2 separate regions of the Homo sapiens genome follow, and region 2 is linked to region 1. Evidence: chromatin loops called from intact Hi-C (ENCODE). Cell type or tissue: psoas muscle. All regions are shown on one strand. Each heading gives the region's core, and the rest is flanking DNA. Links, peaks and the distances in the headings are about the cores only. Region 1 holds the start of COL24A1 (collagen type XXIV alpha 1 chain). Region 2 holds the start of MIR7856 (microRNA 7856).

What was found. Peaks named below come from ENCODE experiments on the same cell type or tissue, not always from the same donor. Only the 100,000 strongest peaks of a DNase experiment are listed, where the experiment ranks them.
Region 2: it touches region 1 in a loop (2.5-fold over the local background); 3 of 110 quality-filtered maps call a loop at or near these places.

What each region holds. Positions count from the first base shown.
Region 1 is chr1:86,152,503-86,163,147 of GRCh38, forward strand. It overlaps COL24A1 (collagen type XXIV alpha 1 chain), which reads right to left and starts at 4,270. Exons shown (of 60, transcript NM_152890.7): 1 at 3,839-4,270. The coding sequence starts at 3,894. RefSeq lists an enhancer at 396-565 and a cis regulatory region at 481. In psoas muscle, for the core only: no CTCF peak of the experiment used is centred there; DNase peaks (open chromatin) are centred at 3,479, 4,199 and 4,439; H3K4me3 peaks cover 2,697 bases; H3K27ac peaks cover 1,832 bases.
Region 2 is chr1:86,350,162-86,360,806 of GRCh38, forward strand. It overlaps ODF2L (outer dense fiber of sperm tails 2 like), which reads right to left. Exons shown (of 17, transcript NM_001366781.1): 11 at 10,265-10,375; 12 at 8,626-8,730; 13 at 6,283-6,441; 14 at 4,613-4,698; 15 at 4,369-4,531; 16 at 2,698-2,823. MIR7856 (microRNA 7856) reads right to left here and starts at 7,526; the gene lies at 7,471-7,526. In psoas muscle, for the core only: a CTCF peak has its summit at 6,218 (motif pointing left); no DNase peak of the experiment used is centred there.

The sequences.
Region 1 (10,645 bases), core at 1,311-9,310:
ATGCAAATATTCCAAAATCCAAAAAAATTCAAAATCCCAAACACTTCTGGTCTCAGGCATTTTAGATGAGCAGTACTCAACCTGTAGAGCTTTTGGTTAAATTCTAAGCATTCAAGCAATTCATGCAGTGCAAGGGAGATAAATGCTTAAGAACTTCATTTAATCAAAGTGTCTAGAGTCCAGTCAGTAGGAGGGAAGAAAAATACATCTAAACTAGTCTGTCCTAGTAATACCACAGAGAATGTTAAACTATTGCCTAGCTTAGTAAAGTTCCTGGCACATACTAGTGTTAGATAAAGATTTTCAAGTGAACTAATGAATCAGATAATCTTCAGTCAATGAAAGTATCAGGTGGTCTTGAGTTTCAACAAATACATAACTTATCTAGCATCTTCTACCTATACACTCATCCCAAAATCAAGAAAAGTCAAGTCTCCCCAACCTCTGCTTGTTAAACATGGTTTAAAGGCCTTTCCAAATCTGGTCTCTGTTTATCTCTCCAGCTCCAGCTCCAGTCACTGCTTCCCTAGAATGTGTACTCCAACCAACTTCATTTCTTTCAGGCCCTCAAATGCACTGTGCTGTCTCACTTCTGAGCTTTTTATTGTTCCTTCTGTCTGGTAAATTTCATGTTCTTTTCAGTAAGGTCTCAGTCTAGATTTCATTTCCTTTGGTTACCTTTTCCTTCCAGTATTATCCTTTCCTCCCCTACCCACCCACCCAAGACTGCTAGGTGCCCCTCATGTATATATCCTCCTCTCATTTCGTTATACTTGGTTGTTTCATTTGCTATTTCCTTTATTAGACTGGAGAGCAGCAACTGTGGATCTGTCATACTCAATCATTGTATCTCTGCTGCCTAGAACCACACTGGGCCCATAGTTGGAGCTCAGTAAACATGTGTTGAATAAATACGTTAATGAATGATGAATAAATGAATGACAGAATAATGTTAGCCTTTTATGAGAATGAAAATAAAATTGTCTTTACTTCTCATTAGAGTTACAAATTCTAAAATAAGTCATAGTTGGAAGGCATGGCAAGGAAACTAGCACAGCTATTCTAATTCCCATAATAACATTTACTTTTATTCTGCCGTTCACAAATTACCAAGTAGAATGTCTAAATGACACTCAAAAGTACTTTCCATAAATTAGATTTACTCTCCCTGAGACATCAGCTTATTTTAAAAATTTATTTGAACACAAATATAACTAAGCAACTTTAAAAAATAGAATTTCGTGCCATCTAGGAAATAGATCTTTATATTCCAAAATTCCTTTTTGGTTATAAAAGTCTTTAATTACCATAATAGCCTGCCTCAGAGACCTTCTGATAATATGTCAAATTAAGGTATCTAAAGCTGACTTTGAGATTTCATTAATTTTATTAATTCTACAAATTCACGTTAGGCAACCCATATAAAAGACCCCACAAAAGAAAGTGTCGTAAAGATCCACTTTTAAACTGGAACTGTTTTTGGGTGACTAATAAGAACTGTGATTTTAAAAAGCGCTCCCTCTCTTACAAAACATCACCACAAAAGGAAAATAAAACTCAGGGATTTCATCAGAGACTCTAAGGTTTAATTCAGTGGCCTGACATTATAAATCAGCTACTTCTTCCAAATCCAGCCCCCCCGCCCCACCCCGCCTCAAACTCCGAAGGGTTGGTGGCATTATTTTTCAAAGGGAAAAATTCCAAATTATTTATGAAAATTGGATTTTCTAGAAACAATTTTTTCAGTCCAATCATTAGCTATCTTTCCCAAGTTTGCATGTGTGGTTGGAGCTGTGAGTTCTGTAATCTGATGTAATTATGAATTACCCTTAATTCTCTGCAGCCCATCCCCAGTGGCCCCTGTAACAGAACAAATTGGATATTATGAGATAACCAAGGGCTGCAAGGCCTCTGGTGGTCATGGGAGACAAACACCTTCATCCAGAACCTGCTACTTATCCCCATGTCTCTGCACAAGGGTTCTCTTCCCATTCCACGTTTTATAATTTTTCTTCAGAAGTTCCTCCGGTGCAATCCATTCTATTTGGTTTCTCTGCCTCCCTCCCCCCAAATCATCTGGACCCAATTTACAAACCCCAAACTGCCCAAGAATTTATGCAGGGCCTTTTCTGGGAGCGTCTGGAAGGGAAGTGTAAACCAGACAAGACAAAACCCAGGAGCAGATCTGCTTTAACTCCGGTGGTTGGTCACAACTACCAAGGGGAGTGTTAGTCACCAGCGTGGGCCTCGCGCGGTGGCAGAGGGAAAGCCCTCGGGGCAGGAGCTGCAGGAGGGCCGCATGCGGAGGCTGGCTGGGCAAGAAGTGGAGGGCCTCACTCCGCCTCTCCTGGAGTCTCCAGGCTGGCAGGGCTAGAGCCTCTCTGCATCCGCCCCTGATCAGCGGGAAGATCTGTCAGTTCCGCAGGATCGGCTGCAACCCCCGACTCTCCAGGCTGGTCCACACAGAGGGATGTTTATCGAGAACAGTGGCGGGAAATCTTCTGCCTGGGAACCCCATGCGACCTGCGTGAGCCGCTCTGAGAAGGCAACCCGCAGAGCTTGACCTCTACTCGCTCCAGGGACTCCCCAGCCTCCAGCACCCCGCTGCCCGCACGGGGTTGAGGAGATTGGGAGGTTTCCTCTTCACTGTTGCATGGGGATGGGGGTGTGCGGGGAGGTGCATGTGGTCAGCTGGGAAGCCCAGCAGCGAGGCTTCCAGGGGTCGGAAGAGAGCGCGCGCGCGAGCCCCAGCCAGGCTGGGCTGCACGCGGCTGGGAAGCACATGTTCATACAAACACGACCACAAGGCGCTCTTTCTCCGCACCCTGCCTCCGCCTGCCCTCAGCTGACACGGTCAATTCTGTTCCTTGCCCTCCTCCCACCTAGCCTCCTGAGGGGCAGCCTCTCTGCAGAAGACTTCCACAGCCGCGTTCACCCTTCTCGCCCAGGGGCCAGAAGCAAACTTGTGTAACCCACTGACCTCTTCCAGGGGGACCAGGGCATCCAGCCAAAGCCGCGCAACCCCTGGTCCGAGCCCTTTTCCCAGGGAAGGCATGGGAGCAGGTACAGCGCCCAAAGGGGAGGTGGGGTGCCCGTCAGGACCCGCCCAAAACCTCCGCAGGAGGGGCAGGCCCGCCCCCGTGTCCTGCTCCCCTCCCCAGTCCCCGCCGCGAGTGCCACTTCCCCAGTGACAGGGCAATGATCAGGGCGCAGCCTCGGCTCGGATGGGCAACGTTTGTTGGCCTTCTAACCAGAGGGGATTGCCTCTGAGCCCGTGGGTAAAACAACCCCCCGACGCCCGAGGTTCTGCAGCCACCCCCTTCCCCCCGCTGGCGACCCTTCCTCACGCCTGAGTCCAGTGGTCCAGGCTGCGCACACTGACCCTGGGGGACCTCTAGCGTCACAGCAATCGCCAGGCTGGACGCCCTGAGAAGCACCTCGGGGAAGCAGGACCTCGACAGGGCCCTGCGGGAGGAGAAGGGGAGGAGGGCGCGAGGGCGGCGGGAGCTGGAGCCAGAGAGATCGTCGGAGCCCAGCTCTGGAGCTTAGGGAGCCGCTGCCCTGGACCTCGGGACTCGCGCCAGCGAGCTTTTCCTCTCGAGCCAAAAGATCGCTTTAGCATAAACTGTCTGAGATCTGCTGGCACGAGGCATCCTTTCAAACACGGTATTTTGCAAGCTGAGAAGACAAGGGGAAGATACCGCGGGTACTCGGCCGCTCCTAAAGCCAAAAAGTGCCAAGGAGCCGGACTTCAGATCTCCATCAGGCTCAGCAGAACCAGGGGGTGGAGAGAGGGGTTGGTCTAACCCCTACCCTACCCGGCGGGTGGGCTACTTACGTTTTTGCCGTGGGGGAGACTTTTCCACGCCTTGTTCTGTGGGCTCTTAAATGCATTTGTATGCATTTGTCCGTGCAGCAAAGCGCTAACGGAAAACAGAAGCCAACTCTGAACTGCTTAGGGTGCAGGTACTGTCCATGAAAAAGGGAAAAAACAATCACATGAAAACCATGCTTCAAACCCGCAACAAGAAAAAAAGGAGGGGAGGGGGTGAAGTCGGGAGGAGGTAGGAAATAGCACCCGAAGGGGAGGACAGGCTTCCTAGCTCTCTGGCTCGGTAACGAACGAGCCCAGGGTTGCGCTCCCCGGGGAGGGCGGGCGAGGAGGTAAACCTCACTGGGAGGCCTCGGGGCGCCGGCGGCAGCGGGAGCCGGGCTGCTAGTGCAGCACTCAAGTTCACTTGCGGTTCAAAGGCGACTCTGTGACTCCAGTGGAGTCCTCTGCTTTGGGCCTGGGAGGAGAAAGGGGTGGGGGTAGGGAAGGAGATGAAGTGGGGGAGGAAGTCCTTGGAAACAGCCCGCGCCCGAACGTTTGTCAAACAAGCACACACACCCACTTCGGAAATCAAGTCGGTGCGAGGGGGCCGGTGGCAACTGCAGGCGCTCGGCGTTGACTGCCGCCGGCTGCTTTGCCTGGAAGAAGAGGAGCCAAGCAAATCCGGCCGGTGTTAAATTTCACCGCTCACTGACTTGCAATGACATCACCAAACACTGCGCACACCTCCCCCTCTGCCCCCGCAACCTTCCCCGACCCAGCGTCCGGCCCAGGCGCCCCCGTTCGCCAGCCCTTCGGGGTCGGGCTGGGCCACCGCACCCCGGGCGCGCTCGCCTCCGCCTGGGTACGACCCGGATGGTCTCCTTTCCCACTTATAGGCAGCTAGTATCCTTCCTTCCATACCATGTTCATGCTCCATTCCCCATCTCAGCAGTCCCCAATTTGATGTTTCCCTCTTGCTTCTCTCTCATCCCCAATCTTTTTCTCTACCCTTTTCACCCACATCTTCTGAAATCACACTTAGAGGAGGCCTTCATTACCCTGCGACCTTCTTGCCTTCTTTGCAGTTAGGCCAGTGGCCTACGTGGTATTATTAAATGACTTTAACTGTCCTCATTTCTACCTTTCCTCCCTTTACTCCTTCCTTTCAGTCTGTCCCCCTTACGACCTTCTACTGACTTTTCTCCTGTAATTCACCTTTCTGCCTTTTCCTGTCTACAAGTATTACTGGTTCACAGCAAGAGCACACCACACACACTACAGTCACACAGTCTCTCTCTCTCTCACACGCACACACCACTACCTTAACAATTTGAATACCTTCTCCAACTTTTGTAGCAAATTTCTTCTTTTGATACAAGTCTCTATGCCCCCATGGCCTTATACTAAGAAATCCACCTTCTGATTTTTGCAAAAACAAAAACAAACAAACAAACAAACAAACAAACAGAAAACAAACGTTCTGATTTTATCTTCCTTATTAATAAGACTGGAAACTCCAAGAGGCCAGGAATCTATTGTGTTGTTCATAGTTGTGTTCTTAGCACCTACCTGGCATATCTGTTGAATGAATGCTGCATATCACTGAGAATCATTGCTCCAAATTTTTCTTGTCTAGCCTGTGTGCCTTCCAGAGCTAATGACCCTTCCACATGCTGAAAGGGATCCCACATTACACACACATTATAAAGGTTAAAGTGATCATATTGGTGAATGACAATGATTGATGTGACTCTCAAGCTTGGTAATTTTTTAAATGCAAGAATATAGAAATTCATTATGCCCCCCTCAATTTTTTGACTGTTTATTTTGAAATAATTTTAGATTATAGAAAGTTGCACAATAGTACAGAGTTCCTATATATACTTCCCTCAGCTTCCCCTAATGTTAACAACTTACATAACCAAATTACAGTTATCAAAACTGGACAATTGGGCTGGGTGTGGTGGCTCATGCCTGTAATTCCAGCACGGCAGGCCAAGGCGGGCAGATAACCTGAGATCAGGAGTTCGAGACCAGCCTGGTCAACATGGTGAAACCCTGTCTCTACTAAAAATACAAAAATTAGCCAGGCTTGATGGTGCACGCCTATGATCCCAGCTACTCAGGAGGCTAAGGCAGGAGAATCGCTTGAACCAGGGAGGCAGAAGTTGCAGTGAGCTGAGATCACGCCACTGCACTCCAGCCTAGGAACAGAGTGAGACTCCAACTCAAAAAAAAAATAATAATAAAAAATAAAAAATAAAATCCCTGGATAATCAACACCAATATAATGCTAATAACCAATCTATACATCTTATTAAATATTGTCAGTTTTCCCATTAATGACCTTTGTCTGGTCCAGGATTTTACTCAGGATCCTACACTGTGTTTAATAAACTAACACAGTGATTAACTGAATTATTAGGTTTCCTTAGTCTCCTCCCATCTGTGGCAGTCCTGTCTTCCTTTGTCTTTCACGAACTCAACACTTTTGAAATGCACTGAGCAGTCATTTTGTGGAGGGTTCCTCAATCTGGATTTGTGTGACATAGTCTCATGATTGGGTGCAGGTTGTGTATTTTGGTCATAAATAACATTGAAGTGATAGTGTGCCCTTCTCGGGGCATCAATCTCAGGTGTACATGATGTTAATATGTCACCTACTAGTGATATTCACTTTGATCACTTAGTTAAGGTGCTCATCTCACAGGATTTGCCATTGTAAAATCTTCCCCCAGTTTTTGTAACAAATAACCACAGATTTCTGAAATATTCCTAGAAATCCAGGACTGAGGGAAGGCAGCCGTTCTTAAATGCCCTTAATTTCTGTTTTTTCTGCTTTTTCCTACTAGTCAGCTAAAGAAGGACAGCTAATTTGGTTTGATGGAAAGAACAATAGATGAAAATTGAGTAGACTTAAGTAACTCAATCTCTGTCTCCATTTTTCCATCAGATACACTTCAGGAATAAAGTCTTTTTTTCTGTTTGCAATATTGAGTCTGAAGAATAGAATGCTGTAGGAAATGAAGTTTTTAAAATGTATTTCAGGTTGAGTATAAGAAGATGACAGTTGCTAGTTAGAGTTAGTGGAACCTTTATCATGCAGAAGATTCCAAAGAGCACACATACCTTCAGACAGAGTACTTTATTTGGGGAGAGGAGGCATTTGTCCAGTAAAAGATAAACAATATAAGTTTTAACTGCTATAGACATTATAGGATGATGGAGATTAGCATAGATCAATTGATCAAGACAGATTAAGCAGACACCTTGTGACTTAGCTGGTCCATGAAAAGCAAAAAGGATTTACAAAGATAGAGAGGAGAAAGGTGGTATGATTGGAAGTGGAGAGTAGATGACTAACAGCAAATGAACCAAGAAGAGTATATCTAAATTATATCCAGAGGAATGGAACAGACTCATCAGACTGGATTAGACGTTTGTGCATTGGAAGAGAGGTTGAAGGCAAACTATGAAAATCCCTGAATGTCAGGATAAGGGTTCATTTATCATATTACCAACTATGTGCCTAGAATTCTTCTGGGCACTGAGTTACAGCAGTGGACAAAATACATGAAAATCCTTCCCTTTATGGAGTTTAAATCCTACTGCTTAAGATTTATGCCTACAGCCAATAAAAAACTATTAGACTTTCGATTTCTCCATACTCCCATTTTAAGATGAGTCAGCATCAGATGCCAGGATTGAAAAGGGGATAAGTTAGGTGTAGATGTTGAGATAGGTTCCGACTATAATCGGAATGGTAGGAAAGCTAAATAAGAAAATCATTACTAAAATAAATCAATATCTGATAACTGGTTAGATTGGGAAGGGAGAAGGCATAGATGAAATTGAAAGCCTGAATGATAAAGAAATTATGATATTGGCCAATGTCAAAGGGTCAGAAAACTAATTCACACTGAGACATATTATATTATGTTTAAAACCATGGTAAGACATTCTTTTGGAGCTATTCAATAGAGCAGAAGAGAGAGAGTTCAGGAGAGAGGCCAGAACTAGAGTGTTAGATTTCTTCATCATCTGCACAAAATGGTATTTGAAGCCTTGACAGTAGAGTCTATTTTTAAAGAAGAGACTATCAAAACAGAGAATAGAGCACCAAAGATATAAACTTAGACTCCAGAAAGTGAAAGGAAACAGTACAGAACTAAAGGAGATAGAACAAGAGGCATATAACATTATTTAAATAATAGTATAGGGGCTCAAAAACAATATAGCAAATACTTCATAATGCTTACTATGCATCAGTATTTATTCTGCTTATTATAAACTTATTTTATCCCTTAAAATTCTATTAAATTAGATATTATTTATCTTCCTTATAAAGAGAAGAAAATAAAGGATTAAATAGCCTGAGATTATAAAACTGAATTTTTCTTTTTCTTTCTTTTTTGTTTTATTTTTGAGATGGAGTCTTACTCTGTTGCCCAGGCTGGAAGGCAGTGACAGGATCTCGGTTCACTTCAACCTCCACCTCCTGGGTTCAAGCAATTCTCCCACCTCAGCCTCCTGAGTAGCTGGGACTACAGGTGTGCACCACCATGCCTGGCTAATTTTTTTGTATTTTTTGGTAGAGATGGGGTTTTGCCATGTTGGCCAGGCTGGTCTTGAACTCCTGATCTCAAGTGATCCACCCGCCTCAGCCTCCCAAAGTGCTGGGATTAAAAGCAAAGAGTGAGCCACCATACCTGGCCTGATCATCAATATTTAAACCAATTCAGACTGGCTCTCGATGAAGTCCATGCTCTCAATAATTTCTCTCTCTCTCTCTCTCTCTCTCTCACTCACTCTCTCTCTCCTTATAAGGATATAAGATTCAGTATGTAATGAAGGTGGTATTTCAAAACTATATAGAAAGGAAGACCTGCTTTACAAATAGTGCTGAAACAATTCATCTTGAGGAGGAAAAAGTTATCACTACCTCATGCTGTATACCAAAGGAAACTCCATATACATTAATGGGCTACAAAAATATTAAATTCTGTAAAGATTTAGAAATAAATATATGTAAAAATTTCTTCTTTAGAGGTGAGGAAGTCTCTTTTAAGAATAAAAGCACATGACAAAACCAAAAAGATTATTTATATTTACTAATTTATCTAATATTTATGGGACAGCAATAGGTTCCAGACACTTTGCTAAAAACTGGGGATGAAAATCATCAAGCAGATTCATCCCTGCTCTGGAAGATATGCAGTCTCTCAGAAAGACAAAGCTGAATGCAGTGCAATTTAAAATTTCCAAGTCATAAAATAAAGAAACAAAAATCTCACACAATATAAACAAATGAAAAGACAAATGACAAACTGAGGTAGCATAAAAATGCTACCAACTTTAACAGAGAACCTAATTTATTTGTAGTACATGGCAGACAATTAACATCTTTAATAAACTTTTATGTTGAAATAATTTCAAATTTATACCAAAACAGTGTGAAAAATTTCTGTATGCCCTTTCCCCTATATTCAGCAATGTTAAGATTTTACCACATTGATGTTATTATATTCTCCCTCTTTCTCTTTCTCCCCGAAATGTTTGAGAGTAATCTGCAGGCATTATGCTGATTAACCCCTTCAGTATACACCATCTGTGTGTATTTCCCAAAAATAAGGATATTCTTTTCCACAACCACAGCTCAATGATCAAAATTAGGAAACTAATACTTACACAGCACTATTATTTAATGTATGGAGCTATTCAAATTTCATAAATTATTTCTGTTTCTCATAGGAAACTCCCCCTTCTTTTTCCTGCTTCAGGATCACATCGTGTATTTAGTTGCATTTAGTCTCCTTTGATCTGGAAAAGTTTCCAAGGCGGAGTGACAAACCCATCACTATTTGCCCAACTTTCCTGCTTTTGGCACTGAAAGTTCTATGTTTTGGGAACCCCACTCAGTCCCAGGCAAACTTGAATGGTTGGTTATTTCATGACCTTGACCATTTTTAAACAGTTCAGATTTTATTAATTATTTTTGTAGAATGTCAAGATCTTTAATATGTGAAGATTTATATATATATATATATTATTATACTTTAAGTTCTAGGGTACATGTGCACAACGTGCAGGTTTGTTACAAATGTATACATGTGCCATGTTGGTGTGCTGCACCCATTAAGTCATCATTAACATTAGGTATATCTCCTAATGCTATCCTTCCCCCATCCCCCACCCCACAACAGGCCCCAGTGTATGATGTTCCCCTTCCTGTGTCCCAGTGTTCTCATTTTTCAATTCCCACCTATGAGTGAGAACATGCAGTGTTTGGTTTTTTGTCCTTGCGATAGTTTGCTGAGAATGATAGTTTCCAGCTTCATCCATGTCCCTACAAAGGACATGAACTCATCATTTTTTATGGCTGCATAGTATTCCATGGTGTACATGTGCCACATTTCCTTAATCCAGCCTATCATTGATAGACATTTGGGTTCGTTCCAAGTCTTTGCTATTGTGAATAGTACCACAATAAACAAACGTGTGCATGTGTCTTTATAGCAGCATGATTTATAATCCTTTGGGTATATACCCAGTAATGGGATGGCTGGATCAAATGGTATTTCTAGCTCTAAACCTTGAGGAATTGCCACACTGACTTCCAGAATGGTTGAACTAGTTTACAGTCCCACCAACAGTGTAAAAGTGTTCCTATTTCTCCACATCCTCTCCAGCACCTGTTGTTTCCTGACTTTTTAATGATCACCATTCTAACTGGTGTGAGATGGTATCTCATTGTGGTTTTGATTTGCATTTCTCTGATGGCCAGTGATGATGAGCATTTTTTCATGTGTCTGTTGGCTGCATAAATGTCTT
Region 2 (10,645 bases), core at 1,774-9,773, 200 kb after region 1:
TTGGTTACATAGGTATACACGTGCCATGGTGGTTTGCTGCACTCATCAACCCGTCATCTACATTAGGAATTTCTAATGTTATCCCTCCCCTAGCCCCCCACGCCCTGACAGGCCCTGGTGTGTGATGTTCCCTGCCCTGTATCCATGTATTCTCATTGTTCAACTCCCACTTATGAGTGAGAACATGCGGTGTTTGGTTTTCTGTTCTTGTGTTAGTTTGCTGAGAATGATGGTTTCCAGCTTCATCCATGTCCCTGCAAAGGACATGAACTCATCCTTTTTTATGGCTGCATAGTATTCCATGGTGTATGTGCCACATTTTCTTTATTCAGTCTATCATTGATGGGCATTTGGGTTGGCTCCAAGTCTTTGCTATTGTGAATAGTGCCACAATAAATATACGTGTGCATGTGTCTCTATAGCAGCATGATTTATAGTCCTTTGGGTATATACCCAGTAATGGGATTGCTGGGTCAAATGGTATTTCTGGTTCTAGATCCTTGAGGAATCGCCACACTGTCTTCCGCAGTGGTTGAACTAATTTACACTCCCACCAACAGTGTAAAAGCATCCTATTTCTCCACATCCTCTCCAGCATCTGTTGTTTCCTGTCTTTTTAATGATCACCATTCTAATTGGTGTGACATGGTATCTCACTGTAGTTTTGATTTGCATTTCTCTGAATGACCAGTGATGAGCTTTTTTTCATATGTTTTTTGGCTGACTAAATGTCTTCTCTTGAGAAGTGTCTGTTCATATTCTTTGCACACTTTTTGATGGGGTTTTTTTTCTTGTAAATTTGTTTAAGTTCTTTGTAGATTCTGGATATTGGCCCTTTGTCAGATGGATAGATTGCAAAAATTTTCTCCCATTCTGTCGGTTCCTGTTCACTCTGATGATAGTTTCTTTTGCTGTGCAGAAGCTCTTTAGTTTAATTAGATCCCATTTGTCAATCTTGGCTTTTATTGCCATTACTTTTGGTGTTTTAGTCATGAAGTATTCGTCCATGCCTATGTCCTGAATGGTATTGCCTAGGTTTTCCTCTAGGGTTTTTATGGTTTTAGGTCTTACACTTAAGTCTTTAATCCATCTTGAGTTAATTTTTGTATAAGGTGTAAGGAAGGGATCCAGTTTCAGTTTTCTGCATATGGCTAGCCAGTTTTCCCAACACCATTTATTAAATAGGGAATCCTTTCCCCATTTCTTGTTTTTCTCAGGTATGTCAAACAGCAGATGGTTGTAGATGTGTGGAGTTATTTCTGAGGCCTCTGTTCTGTTCCATTGGTCTATATATCTGTTTTGGCACCAGTACCATGCTATTTTGGTTACTGTAGCCTTGTAGTATAGTTTGAAGTCAGGTAGCGTGATGCCTACAGCTTTGTTCTTTTTGCTTAGGATTGTCTTGGTTATGTGAGCTCTTTTTTGGTTCCATATGAAATTTGAAGTAGTTTTTTCTAATTCTGTGAAGAAAGTCAATGGTAGCTTGATGGGGATAGCACTGAATCTATAAATTACTTTGGGGAGTATAGCCATTTTCATGATCTTGTTTCATCTTATTCATAAGCATGGAATGTTTTCCATTTGTTTGTGTCCTCTCTTATTTCCTTAAGCAGTGGTTTGTAGTTCTCCTTGAAGAGGTCCTTCACATTCCTTGTAATTTGGATTCCTAGGTATTTTATTCTCTTTGTGGCAATTGTGAATGGGATCTATTTATTTTACTAGCTTTAGCCAAGTACTAGGGACATTACAGCAAAACCCACCTCATTTATTTTTTCAGAGGCTTCAATTACACAAAAAAACAGCACACACATTTTACAATATCAGAAAGTCAAATGGTGAGTTAAAAAAAAGTTTAGAAATAAATGGAAGGCCTGTGCTAAATTAAAGGTGATCGACGTTTTGTTCTGACTAAGTTGTCATGAAACTTTTGATGGCAATAAAATCAAATTGTGCATGCCAAAAATCATTTAACTCTTGAATCTTTTAGGTTTTCAACTTTTTAGACACTTGGGAATTAAAAAAATAGATTTCATGGAGTCTCTGGATCCTGGAAAAAACACAGTATCATTATTCTCTATGTCATTATCTAGTAGACAGTTATTACGTAATTTAATCATGAGTAATGCTAGCTTTCAGAATATTCTATGCCAATTGACTGTTTCATGAGTATTCAGGAAAAAAAACAGAAGACTAATTAAGCACAGTCACTTTGGTATTTTCATTTCATGGCTGAGTGGACTAAAGCATCCATCTCACATGTATATCTAACAATACTGAATGTTTACTACAAAATTATAACTTTCTAAAACAAAATATTCATTATTCAAGACAGATATAAAACTCACTTGTAATAATAGTTTACACTGTGTTTATCTTTAAAAAATGAAAAATTCATATCAGGATGAAATCAAGTAGATTATATCTGTAATTTTCATTAAGCAGATGTCATTGCAAAAGTAATATGTAGGGAAAGTGCCTGATGAGATTTGATGGCAATGCAATACATGCCATCCAAAGAGGCAGAATAATAAATTATTTGGCATATCATAACATTTTTATTTGTTATGTCTTATATTGCTTGTTATTTTTAATATTATCAGTAAAACAATAGACTTGATTCACTCACTTTGTATTTTCTACATGGTAAGAATGTTAAATGTTATCTTTTATAATATGTTAAGCCATGCTAATACTTACACTGTTCATTTTGCAAACAAGTTGATTTTGTTCTTCATTTTTCTTTCTAAGCTCAGTTTCCAGATCTAATATTTTAATTTGTAAAGCACTCTCTCTAGATGACATTTTCTCTATTTCTTCAGCAACCTGTAATTTTTATCAAAAGAGTAAAATAAAGTGCTTTCTTTAAAATATGATTTAAAGCCTTGACAGTTATATTGTACCTTTTTTCTAAACAGATATTACTTGTATGTTATATCCAAGTTTAAAGATGTTCTATCTTGAAGAAGCATATATAGCGTAAGTATATACTATACTTATCTTCGCAGCACTAAATATCTGCAAAATTGGCTTGAGATGGAAGAGATGTATACATTTTCACTGCTCCGTGACTTAGGTAGGTGTTTTCTCCAACAGTATATTTTAAAAACAGACTGAGACCAATTACCATTTTTATAGCATTTATATTCACCAGGGTGTTAAGAGCAGTGATGGAACATAGAAATTTCTTGTTAAATACTCATTATACACTTGGATTAATAGAATTGGGAGCAGGAATTGGTATACACACTTCCTACAAACACACACACACAAACACAGAGACTGGTTCTTCATTCATTCACTTCCAAACTGGTCTGAATTTGAATTTTCATATTTCTCTGGTTACTTATTTTAGCAGGAAGTCTAGCTTAGTTATGTTCATCTAAGGAATCAGATATGTTTCCTTCTAAGGAAGCCTATTTGTAAGAATGCTGGGTTGGAGCCACAAGAATGAGAGTAGAGGCAGGGACTGATCCAGGAACAAGGAGCTAGTGGAAAGGACTGTCCTCCAACCTAATTCCTATGAACTCGGTTCTAAGTTATTATAAAGATTTCTTCTGTACATATTCCAAGCACAATTATGCATGAGAGATGCCAGTGTGAGCTGAAGCTATGGGAGAAAGGGCCTTTAGGACAAACATTGACGCCCTTGGCGCCGTCCCCTCAGTGTGGGCAATGGTAACAGGGCAGTGATGGCACTCTCACGTGGGCAGAAACTACAGATAGCCCCATATTCCACTGTAGCAGGAGAGAAAGGAGAGGGCAGACATACCTCTGGGACTCTGAACTCTTCCTTTCAGGAAGGAATCTGAGAGCATACCTGGCATTTCCAAAATGCACTTAGGCTGAACCCTACACCAGACTATGAGAGTGCTGAGAGCTAAGGCCAGGTCTTATTCATCTTTGCATCTCAAGCACTAGCAGATTGCCTGATACTGAAGTATTCGTTGAATGCTAACCTAATGGATGTAACTGAAATTTAATATTGTATGTATTTATCTATGCAACAATATTTGTCAAAAGGGACTTGAACTTTACAGCTCACTGAATCCTGATCAAAACAAAAATTTTCAATTATTTGCACATTCAATTTGGTTGTATATAAAAAAGGTACAGGAGGAGATTATGTCTTCAAAGTGTTTTCCATCTCTGCCCTTTCCCCAGCCACATTACCATTTATCTAGTGAAGTAGCTCTAGCCTAGCAATGTATCTGTTTTGCTTGAAAAGGAAGATAGTTAAAGAAGAAAAATGTAATTGCTCCCTTCACCCTGTCATCAGGACAAAAACAATAACTACAGGTTGCAAGATGTTTAAAAAGATGACTCTTTGGTAAATGAATTAAAAAGTTTCTAAATAAAGGCCATGCATACCTTTTGTCTTCCTTCTTCTAAAGCAGCTTCCAGTTGTCTGGCCAATGCTGTATACTCTGCAGATTTCTCTTTAAACTTAAGATTGCTGTGCTTAAGACATTCTTCTTGGTTTGCCAGCTTCTTCTCAAGCTCTTTATTTTCTGCGTCCATCTGTTCTAATTTTCTTTTTACAGAAAACATATATTTTAAAATGTTAATGTGCAGAGAAATATGCAGCAGCAATGTTAAGTAATTTAATACTTACTGTTGAAGGTTTTCACACTTCAGCTGAATAAGACAGTTTTCCTCTTCCAGAGAAAGCTTTGTCAGAAGATTGTGATTTCCATCAACCTAAAAGAAAAAAAAAAGTTTTCTTAGTCATTTTCTTCACAATCAACTTCCAAAGAAATCCATATAATTTATTGTTAGAACAACCACAAGCAACGAGAAGGTATAAATGTTACTACTCTTACACAGAAAGACACCAAGAAAATGTTATATTGTTAAAATGGAAGTTTTAAATTCCTGGTTAAATTTAAAGAAGTTATGTTGCCTGTATTGGAAAATAACCAACTAAAAAAAATTCAGGATGATGGCTATTAAAACACTTTGAACAACACCTTATTGAAGAAAGATATTTATTTTGTTAAGTTGAAATAGGAAAATTTTAAGCAGTATTAATCTCCTATTTTTGGATACCTAGGGTTTCTCTTATGGTTTTCTGTTTCACCTAAAAATACTGATTAATAATTGAGTATCTGTGAAGTCGAAACTGTAAATAAAATACATATTTTTTTGAGAAGCAAAGTGAACAAATCAACCAAAGACACACTCACCCATGCCAAGACAGAATATTCTTCCCACTGCTTCAAAATCTGCTCTAAATAATGTAAGAAGCTTTGATTCAAGGAAAAAATTTTTTTCTCATAATTTCAATTAGTAATTTAGGCTAATCTATGTCGTTTGACATTTTACTAGAAAAATCTCTTCTCAGGAATTTAAACTAAAATTTTGTCTGCATATTTTTATCTAACTTTTAAGTTCAGGGGTACAAATGCAGGTTTGTTACACAGGTCAGCTTGTGTCATGGGGGTTTGTTGTACAGATTATTTCATCAATCAAGTATTAAGCCTAGTACCTGTTAGTTATTTTTTCTGATCCTCTCCCTCTTCCCACTCTCCACCCTCTGAAAGGCCCCACTGTGTGTTGTTCTTCTCCATGTGTCCACGTGTTCTCATCATTTAGCTCCTACTTTTTAAGTGAGAAAATGCAGTATTTTTTTTTGCAAAATTAAAATCCAGATCATATTTGGAAGATAGACAGGGAATGCTTCCTAAAACTGCCTTGAAAGTAAAAGAAAAAAGACTTGTCACCATCTTTGGACTGCTCCTTTAAAAAAAATTTCATTAATTAAAAAAATATTGAGTGCTTACTATGTGCTAGGCATTGAGCTAGGAGAAGGCTATGTGGCTACTAACAGGATACACATGATCCATATTCTGATGGTATAAAAAGTAAAACAGGAAAAAGAAACAGACTGAAAAATATCCCAAAAAACTTGACGTACAATTCTAATTAAAATAAATTCAATTTTTGTAATGTAAGTTTCAATAATTTACCTTATCCTTACATCAAGGAACATATATGTAAGTATAACTTTGCTCCTTCTCTCATTCTATTACCATGTCTTCAAATGTCTATAGATTTGCATGAATAAACTAAAATAAGAATTTTAATTACCAATTTTTCACCATAAAATACTAAAAGAATAGCTTGCAAAACTGTATTATAGTATCTGCATGAAAATGATGTTTTACGAACTAAGTAGATGGGAATTTAAAAATCAAGCCCTGACATGAGTGCCCTCAACTGGTGAAATCATTCCAAAGCATTCTTTTAACGCATCTAGCAAAACTCAGAAGGACGGCTGGACACCTGGCCCTGAAGCTCCCTAATGGTGTGTTCCTGGTCTGCACACTTCCCCTTGCAGCACTGCAGACTCTCCTGACACTCGTGAAGCCTCCGTTCCGCCGCCGTCAAGGAATCGCAGACACGCTCTAACTCCTTCAGATGAGACTCCATCTGGCCTCTCATCTGAGTTGTGGCAGTAGGGAAATAAGTGCAAGATCACACATTCAGCATTAATATTTTTATTATCTTAAATACTAGATATGCTTATAACGTAAGTATTTTAGGTATAATGGCTTTAAATAAGAACACAACTGAATAAATATTAAACTCTGTTAAATAAGAATGTATAACTAAAAAGTGGGGTAGACTTTAGTTTTCAAAAAGTTTGTTGAGCACATAAATAGGGTAAATTAGCTGACAGGGTGGATGTTTAACTAATTTTTAAGAGCAAATTTTTAAAATCCTGACATTATATTCAAGCATAGATTATCACTAATAACCATTACTAATAAAGCCGTAATTGTCTACTGCCCAGCTATAGGTTCTAAAGGAATTGTCACTTTTAGTCATTCAATCTTATAACTCAGATACTTACTTAAATTAGAGCAGCTTGCTTCACTCATCTTAGCCAAAACTGATAGGGTTTACTGTATATTATTTAAAAATTGCTAGTATCATCAGTTCTCACTTGCCTTTAATTTGGCCATTAATGTTACTATCAACAAATCTCTCTAATTTCATCTACATTAATCTGTTTTGGCTACTGCAGTTCCTCGCTGCAGCACTTTCGTGGAGATGTGAAAAGCAGCAACCTTAAGAAATGTTTGCACTGCTAATTACAAAAAATAGCCAGACTCTTTCCCTGAGACAGGAACACCTAATAGTTTCTGTGTAGTATCTGGCATTCTTGATCAGGAAAGATAATGCAGTATTTTTTTTTTTTTGCAAAATTAAAATCCAGATTATATTTGGAAGACAGACAGGGAATGCTTCCTAAAACTGTCTTGAAAGTAAAAGAAAAAAGACTTGTCGCCATCCTTGGACTGCTCCTTTAAAAAAAATTTCATTAATTAAAAAAATATTGAGTGCTTACTACGTGCTAGGCATTGAGCTAGGAGAAGGCTATGTGGCTACTAACAGGATACACATGATCCATATTCTGATGGTATATAAAGTAAAACAGGAAAAAAAAAAAACAGACTGAAAAATGTCTGTTTTAAGGACACTGAGGGATCCAGAACAAAGGATCCCTCAGTGTCCTTAAAACATCTTAGAGGCCATGAGAAAACCAGGAGACTTAAAACAGTGAAGTAAGAAAAAGAAAAATTTCATTAAAAAAATAGTTGTCTTGTTAAATACTAGTTAGAAAACATTGTGACCTCACAGTATCTGAAAAAGACAGGCTCCAACCCTTTCCGTCATTTGAACAGGATTGTAAAATATGCTTTTATTTACAGTGCTGCCTAGCAGAAAAGGAGACATTTGCACTGGTATGTTTCATGAGAAAATGAGACCAAAAGACATGAAATGGTTTATTCGCTGGCCTGCTAAAAATAGGTGAAAAGTAATTCCATGAAAGCAGTAAGTTGTGCATTCAGTGAGCTATCTTTATGTCTGTATAACTGGAGGACGCTTGCTCTGGCTGACCTCTTCTTCACATTATTGCCTTGCTCTGACTTCTCAATCCTAAGATAGGGAGCAACCCAGAGAGAGTAACCTTATTAGATTCAGATGGAAGCGACCACTAACATCGCATGACCTCTGCTGCCAGGAGTCAGCATCCTACAACTTTCACTGCTTCTTTACCAAAACAACACAAAAAACCAAACAGAGATGCGGTTTCATTTAAAAATTTTAAAATATTCACAAAAACATCATAACTCGCCAACACTGGCCTTCCCTTCATTCTGTTGCAATAGAACAAATAAAAGGAAATGATCGTTTTTTAAAAGATATTATTTTTCTTCAAAAATGCATTTAGCAGATATTGGCTTTGCTTTTGTAGACGTAAAACATTTATAACCAGAAAAAAAGGGTGAGATTAAAAATGAGAGATACTTAGGTTTGTATACTTATGATTGATAACCATTTTTTGAGCTATTTAAAGTCTGCTCTTGCATCAGAAAAATTAAACATTTATGCTATTTTCCAAATATTAACAAAAAAGTGAAAAAACATTCACATAAACAAACAACATTTCCAGCCTGGAAGAAACATTATTTCCTTGGAAAACAAACTCTTACAGAGGCTAAGACTAGCCCTTTCCTAAGTATGAACTAGAGAAAATGACCAAAATGAATGAATTTGTGTACTATTCATAAAGTAAAAAATATATAAAATATTATTTATTTGAAATTCCAAACGTACCTTCTCTACATTTTTATTTTTGGTTTTTGTTATTTGGTTATTTTTATGTAGCAAATTTTCACATCTGCTTTTTACTATTTCAGCTGCTTCTTGCAACTTTTGTACCTGAAAATAAAGTATTAGAGAAACATATTATTTTTAGAATCATAACATGAGATAAAAATCTAAAATTTAAAATTTCATTTTAAACAAGTCATTATTTTCCTATCAATATCCTTGACTGGTTCATCTAATGTTATTACTTCTTTAAATATGGAATCACTCAGTGCTCTACTCTAACCCACAATCTTTGTCTGATTTACCTGTCTTCTCTCATCAATACTTCTAAACTCTCCACTTGAGCTTTGAAGACTACAAAGATTTTCATTTGCAGATCAATGTCACTTCAAAGAATCAGTCTCTGGTCCAAACTAGCTTCCATTTAAATTATTTTTCCCACCAAATCAAAATCTGCTAAAAAAAAAAAAAAAAATTCTAGGCCCTGCACCCAGAATATGGTCACTCAACCACAGTATTCCTGCTGAGGGATTAAACCCAAATAACCAGCTGGAAGACCCTGATGAATAACAAGTCCCACAGTCCACCACAACCTCCATTCCTACCTCAGACCTGGATGACTGAAATATTCTAACTGGATGTCTCAACTTAATTTTCCCATCTAATCCATCGAGATGCAGCCCCTTCCTACTTGCCCACACTTTGGCCCCCTTAAGCTTTCATCCTTAGTTCATTCTTTTTTTTTTTTTTTTTTTTTGAGATGGAGTCTTGCTCTGTTGCCCAGGCTGGGAGCACATTGGTGCAGTCTCGGCTCACTGCAACCTCCACCTCCTGGATTCAAGCAATTCTCCTGCCTCAGCCTCCTGAATAGCTGAGACTACAGGTGCATGTCACCACACCTGGCTAATTTTTGTATTTTTAGTAGAGACAGGGTTTCACCATGGTGGCCAGGCTAGTCTCGAACTCCTGACTTCAAATGATCCGCCCACCTCAGCCTCCCAGTGGATTACAGGTGTACGCCACTACACCCAGCCAGTTCATTATTCTTTAATTCAAACTCTCTCTGACCAGTGTGTTAACCATCATGCAAGGACCTGCATAAGTCCCATCTTATGAAGTTTTTTCTTGAATACTACATTTCCAAAAAAATAAAGGTTTTCTATAAATTACCATTGAACACATGGTCTATTTCATATATATTGTCATATGTTCTTTTCTTGGTCTTTCATGTGAATAATCTGAATTATACTTTATTTCTTGAGAAAGGAGGCATAATGAACTTTAATGACCCTAGAAGGGAGTCATTAATCTAAATCAATACCATTAAATACACATGATGACAAACAAATATAACCAAGATTAACAAGAATACATTAAGGGTCACATTATACCGATGTAATTCATTTTAAATCTACTTTTAGGAATATCCAGTATATCCATATGCAGTGTTTGAATCAGGAATCAGCAGAATCATCTATTTATAAAGATGTGTGGGACCTTAAGAAATATTTGAGACACACCATATTATAACCCACAATGATAGCCCCACCTCTCTTCAGTTCTATTTATTTAGATTACAAAGAAATAGTGTTTTAAATTGTCTACCAATTTTAGTAAACACTAAAATAAATGCAGTAGTCACCTGAGTTTTATACATTTCAATAAGGGTTTTCTGTTTTTTTTCTACTTCTTGCAATTCTGAGAGTTCATTTTCAACAGATACAACTTCATCCTTCAAAGCAGCAAGTGTAGTCTAGCAAAAAAGATATAGATTTTATAAGTCATTAGAATACATTTATACTCCAGTGCTACAGAATTATTATAAAAACATAACTCATGTATTAACAAAGTTGATAAAATAATTATTTTTTATTTCATGCAATACCATCTAAAATTTAGGAATTTCACAAAGCTAGTGACTAATAATTATGAACATCCTTATTAAGATTTACACAGGACATATTATTTTTAAAACTTTCTAAATTTACTGACAAAAAAACTTGGAAATGTGCCTAGATATGAA